Regions from separate parts of the Homo sapiens genome. Here region 2 is linked to region 1. A link is a contact called in ENCODE Hi-C or POLR2A ChIA-PET data. All regions are on one chromosome and are shown on one strand. The core of a region is the stretch at or near the end of the contact, and the rest is flanking DNA. Distances in the headings are between cores, read along the strand shown. Region 1 holds the start of SLC39A13 (solute carrier family 39 member 13). Region 2 holds the start of CSTPP1 (centriolar satellite-associated tubulin polyglutamylase complex regulator 1).

What was found. A loop is a pair of places that touch in the nucleus more often than their neighbours do. ChIA-PET counts read pairs that join two places held with the same protein, here RNA polymerase II (POLR2A). Pooled maps may share reads with other maps.
Region 2: a loop to region 1 is called in a map of CD8-positive, alpha-beta T cell, with 4 times the contacts of the local background. The contact joins the promoter of CSTPP1 here to the promoter of SLC39A13 in region 1. A Hi-C loop is called at or near these places in 4 of 168 maps with a recorded cell type or tissue (CD4-positive, alpha-beta T cell, CD8-positive, alpha-beta T cell and naive thymus-derived CD4-positive, alpha-beta T cell), 5 of 37 single-sample maps with no recorded cell type and 12 of 50 pooled maps. POLR2A ChIA-PET finds 5 or more read pairs at or near these places in 3 of 52 experiments (H1, activated B cell and activated T-cell).

The regions. Positions count from the first base shown.
Region 1 is chr11:47,407,285-47,409,961 of GRCh38, reverse strand. SLC39A13 (solute carrier family 39 member 13) reads right to left here and starts at 1,372. Exons shown (of 10, transcript NM_001128225.3): 1 at 1,300-1,372. It overlaps SLC39A13-AS1 (SLC39A13 antisense RNA 1), which reads left to right and starts at 680. Exons shown (of 4, transcript NR_182308.1): 1 at 680-1,010. RefSeq lists enhancers at 1-112, 113-979, 1,268-2,090 and a silencer at 1,070-1,859.
Region 2 is chr11:46,935,415-46,938,091 of GRCh38, reverse strand. CSTPP1 (centriolar satellite-associated tubulin polyglutamylase complex regulator 1) reads right to left here and starts at 1,331. Exons shown (of 9, transcript NM_024113.5): 1 at 1,241-1,331. The coding sequence starts at 1,286. RefSeq lists an enhancer at 1,264-1,473.

The sequences.
Region 1 (2,677 bases), core at 123-2,622:
GCGTCTGAGCATCCAAATGCTGGGTGCACAGCAATGGGGCCCTGTGTCTCCACACCCTACTCCTGAGCACTGCGTATTTTTTCCTTCTGAGCAGCTCCAGACTGTGTCAGCACCTCCGCCTGAGGCTAAACTTTCCCTAATGACAGGGTGAGGCGCTGGCTGGCTCTCCTCAGCCACCGGCGGCACGGCCCGGCCCAGCTGGGTGTCTCTGGCTGCCAGGGGAGGCCCTGCCGCCCGCGACACCCCAGAGACTGAGGCACCCCTTCTAAGGGGATGGGGTGGATTCAGAGAGACATACGTGGGGAAACTGAGCAGATGAGCCAGGGCAAGACCATCCACGCTTCTTCCTAGGACATGAGACCAATGTCCCCAGGGCACTGAGGGCAACAGGAGATGGGGCTGATGAGGAAGGAGCCTTTAGCCAGGGGATGCCTCTCTCTTGTATAGCGCAGGCTTTAGAGCCCCCACGGTGAATTCTATGCTGCACTTTGAGCTGTCTAACTCTGGGCAAATCTCTGAAGCCCCCCCTCTGAGCCTCAGTGCCCTCATCTGCAGGACAGGGATCAATATCACCTGCCTCAGCTGTGAGGACGAGATAAGCCTGAAAGTGCAGGTGGATGTACCCGGCATGAGGAGGCGCAGAGGCCCTGCCTGTGCCAGGGAAGGCCTGGGGCTCCCTGCAGCAGGAATGTGCCCAGCCGGCCGATCACAGGATGTGGACGTGAGTCAACCAAGCGAGAAGTTCCATCTGGAAACTCGGGCATGAGGTTTAAATGTGGTCTGCTCTGCCTCAGGCTGGCTGTGACCTTGAGCTGGTGATGTCCCTGCCTCAGTTTCCTCACCTTCTGATGGAGATGGGAGGGGAAGAAAGCAGCTGCCTCTGGGTGGTGGCAGAGATGCCCATGTCTAGGACCTCCAGGCCTTAACTAATCAGGGGCACTGATGAAGCCAGCGGGGCTCCACTGGGGACCACAGGCAAGACTGGGCCAGGACGAGGCGGTCACGCAGAGGTGAGGGGACCACAGGCTAGCGGGAGGGAATACACGGAGAGTCCAAGGGGAGAGGAAAGTAGAGAGTGAGAGAGCTAGAGAGAGGCGGGTGGGACGCGGAGAGGACAGCGAGGGAGGGATGGGGCGTGGGGCGCGGAGCGATGGGGGAGAGGAGGCCGAAGCGGGCGAGCCTGACTCCCGGGTCCTGGGAGCCGGCCCAGGTCTGATGAGGACCAGTCGGACGGGGCGAGGGATCGGCCGGGTCCATCACGCCCGGGGCGCGGGCCCCGAGGGTCCTGCTGGCACTCACCGTGCGGCGGCGGCGGCGGCGATCCGGGCGGCCCCAGCCATCCAGCTGCGGTGCCGCGCCCCGCCCAGGCTCTGCCCCGCCCGGCCGCCCGGCCGCCCGGCCCCCGGCCCGGGGCCGCCCCCGGCGCGCGGCCACGTCACAAGGGGCCTGTCCGGAACCCGAGGCGCCGCGTGCCGCGGGGTCGGGGGGAGTGGCGGCGGGAGGGCGCTTCCGCCTCGCGGCGGTGGGGGACCCGGGTAGAGGGCGCACTTCCGTTTGGGCAGGGCTGCGGGCCGGAGGGGAGGGTCGGTCGGAAGTGAGAGAGCCACACGCACCGCGCTCAGCCAGGCTGGGCAGGGACGGAAGCGGCGGCTCTGCGGGGACCGCGATCGACCAGGCTGCGGGGCTTGCGGATCTGGCCGCCGCTTCCCGTCCAGGGCCGCAGTCTGCCCGTGGCCGCACGGGGGCGCGCCCGGCCGCCAGACCACGCCGCCCAGGTCGGGCTGGGAGGACTACTGTGCGCTCCTGCTCTGAGTCAGCCCGGCCTGGCTCCTCCATGAGCAAGGGAAAGGGGAAGTGCCTGCCGCAGGGAGGGGCCTGGCCCCGGGAACCTCAGAAGAGGGAATTTTATTCTTACTCATCGAATTATTTTTATGCTTTGGTTTTTCACTGGGAACCTCAGGCCACTGTCTCCAGGGCTTGTAACCCTTTGGGGTCCAATGCATGGTGGCTGGACCCTGCTGATGGGAACTCCAAACCTGGGAGGCGAGGGCTCTGTGCTTCCCTCACCTGGAGGAAGCTAGACCTGACCTCTTTGGTTAGACTAAGGCAGCAAACACTGGATAGCAGTTCTTATAACCGCAATTTACTGACCACCTACTATGTGCTATTCACTTTACTCGCACTATCTCACTGAATCCTCATATTATCCCATTGTGGTGGGTACTGTTAGCCCAGGGTCACACAGTGGCACAGATGGCAGAGCCAGGATTCAAACCTGGGTGTCCTGAAGCCAGAGTATGTGATACCACTTCTCACGTCTAGGTCCTGAACAGCAGTGGGAGTCTGGCTTGGCGTTTCGAGTTTGTATTCTTCTCTGGAAATCAGCCAGTACAGGAGAAGATTCAGGAAGGGGCATGTGGGTACTCACTTGGGCAGAGATAGCGACTGAGTACAGGTCTCTTAAGTCTCTGACCCTCATCAGCCTCCCATGGCAGCTCCAACCATTTACTCTGTCACTTTCCCCTCTGCTGGGGCTCTTGAGAGCACACTCAGCTCTCAGGGCTGCCTCTGGTGCCTGTCCCACTTCATGTTGCACTGTTGGCCTTCCTTAGACCGCCAACTTCTCCCTGGTGGCCCAGCTTGTCTTCTGAAGCTTTCTGTCCATCTCACCCCACCG
Region 2 (2,677 bases), core at 82-2,581, 470 kb after region 1:
GACCAGCCTGACCAACATGGTGAAACCCCGTCTCTACTAAAAATATAAAATTAACCTGGCGTGGTGGCGCATGCCTGTAATCTCAACTACTCGGGAGGCTGAGGCAGGAGAATCGCTTGAATCCGGGAGGCAGAGGTTGCAGTGTACTCCAGCCTGGGCAACAGGAGAGAAACTCTGTCTCAAAAAACAAAACAAAACAAAACAAAACGTCTTTAAAAAAATAAAAGTCTATGAATTATTTAAAATGTGTATTGTGGCCGGGCGCGGTGGCTCACGCCTGTAATCCAAGCACTTTTGGAGGCTGAGGCGGGCAGATCACGAGGTCAGGAGATCGAGACCATCCTGGTTAACACGGTGAAACCCCGTCTCTATTAAGTATACAAAAAAGTAGCCGGGCGAGGTGGCGGGCGCCTGTAGTCCCAGCTACCCGGGAGGCGGAGCTTGCAGTGAGCCAAGATCGCGCCACTGCACTCCAGCCCGGGCGACAGAGCTAGACTCCGTCTCAAAAATAAAATAAAATAAAATGTGTATTGTGTGCATATGTGTGTGTGTGTACATATCTATGCGTGTGTGTGCCTTTTTTCATTCATTAAATGCCTTATACACTAAAGATGCTCAACAAAGTACTACATATACAGTCTTAGCTCAAGAGCCAAGTCAATATCTCAAGTTCTGTTGGAGTGGGCAAATCCGGTTCTGATCCTAGCGCTACCATTTTCTAGCTGTGTGGCCTAACTTAACGCAAGTTACCTCTTCAGCCCCAGTTTCTCCACCTGCAAAACTGGAAGAAAACACGGTAATTCCTCCTAGGGCTGTTGAGAAATTCAAATGAAGAATGATGCATGAAAAATGCTTAGCACAGTGCCTAATGAAAAAGAAAAGCTCGAAATGTTCGCTGACTGATTTGGCACTTGAGGTTCCAAGGTTATTCTTACTCCACTACCAGCATATCAATAATACCCCAACAGGGCCCCAAATCCTCAACGCCAACCTGACCCATTTGAACACAATCCACATTGCCTGAGTTCCAGCCCCTACACTTCAAACATTCTTTACTTCCCAGGTGCTTTTTTCCTTCCTGCTCGGCCTTACAGGCTCAGGCCCTGGAACCCCCGCCTCTCCGCCCCTCCCCATACCACCCGGACCCGATCCCACTCAGACCCCGCCCCCGCCTCCTCCCAGACCCTGGCCTAATTCGTCTGCACGTCTTTCCCTCCCCAAAGTTAAAGGGGGTTCCTACCCAGATACTCGTAGTCCGGTAGGGCTAGGCGCTCCGGACTCAGCATCCTTTGACCGGGGTGGCTTCAAAGCTCCAGCTCTCCGGCTTCCGGAACCCAGGTTGCCGTCTCTCTCCGTTGCCATGGCACCCACGCGGCGGAAGGGGGACGGGAGCTGGAGGAGGTGTCACACAAACAGTCTCCGTGTCGCAAAGTGGAGCTGGCCACTCAAGTTCCGGGGGCAGTCGCTTCACGATGGTCCAGGTTTCTTTGGACTCCCATTCTTGAAGACTTGGTTTTAGAGGAATCTGAGATGAAGAATTCTTTTGAATCCGTTATGTTTCCCAGTGTCGAAGAATTACTGTCAGCCGCCCATATACGCAGTTTCTGAATTTCATAACTATCCCTGCTTTTATACACTGTTTATCCTAACTCAGTAATAGCCCCCGCCCTTTGGCCCCCATAAACACTTAGTATCCCATTAGCTATTTTTATCTCTTTGGTATTTACTATCTTAAATTGCTACAAAGTGCTTACGTATGCATATACCCTGGATGCTTCTAGAGGTCAGAGATGTGTCTTTTCTGCCTATGACGGCTGGACACACAAAAGGTACTCATTAAGTCCTCTGAACTAATTGCCATTTCTTCTCAATTCTCACTCAGTCGCCCAGGCTGGAGTGCAGTAGCGTGATCTCGGTTCATTGCAACCAGCGCCTCCCGGGTTCAAGCGATTCTCCTGCCTCAGCCTCCCAAGTAGCTGGGATTACAGGCGCCCGCCACTCCGCCTGGCTAATTTTTTGTGTTTTTAGTAGAGATGGGGTTTCACCATGTTGGCGAGGCTGGTCTGCAAACTCTTGACCTCAGGTGATCCGCCGACCTCAGGTGATCCGCCTGCCTCAGGCCTCCCAAAGTGCTGGGATTACAGGCGTGAGCCACCGCGCCCAGGCTCAATTCCTTTTTATCTTTGGTTCTTCTTTCTATTCCTAGCCCTTACTATTTGGTACCTTTCCCAGGTGTCTTTCCTTTTTCCTACCAAGACATTGCTCTTCTTGAGGGAGAGGGGCTGCAGAAACGAGGACACCAGTTAGATTTTTTTCCCTATATGCCCAATTGCTCACTTCTTCTTTAAGAGAATATTCACTGGTTTTCAAGTTCCTAAATATTTCTTTTCGCCCCTCTCCACTCCTGACAACAGGTCAGAGATCTGTAGCACTAGACACAGTTCAGACATAGCAGAAAAAGCCACTCTGTCCTCACTTTTTTAGTGCCCTCCCCCTCCAACAAGGTGAGGTTTGTGAAAAAGAGACAAAGAAAACAAAATCAAGCTATCAAAGGAATGACTGGGAAACCAGTAGACCACCTACACTGGGAGGAAAAGGAAAGAGGAGGTTCTTCTCTTTGTGTTCCGAGTGGCCTATTCTTAGCGTCCTCCAGTAAGGAGCCTCAAACCTCCTAATT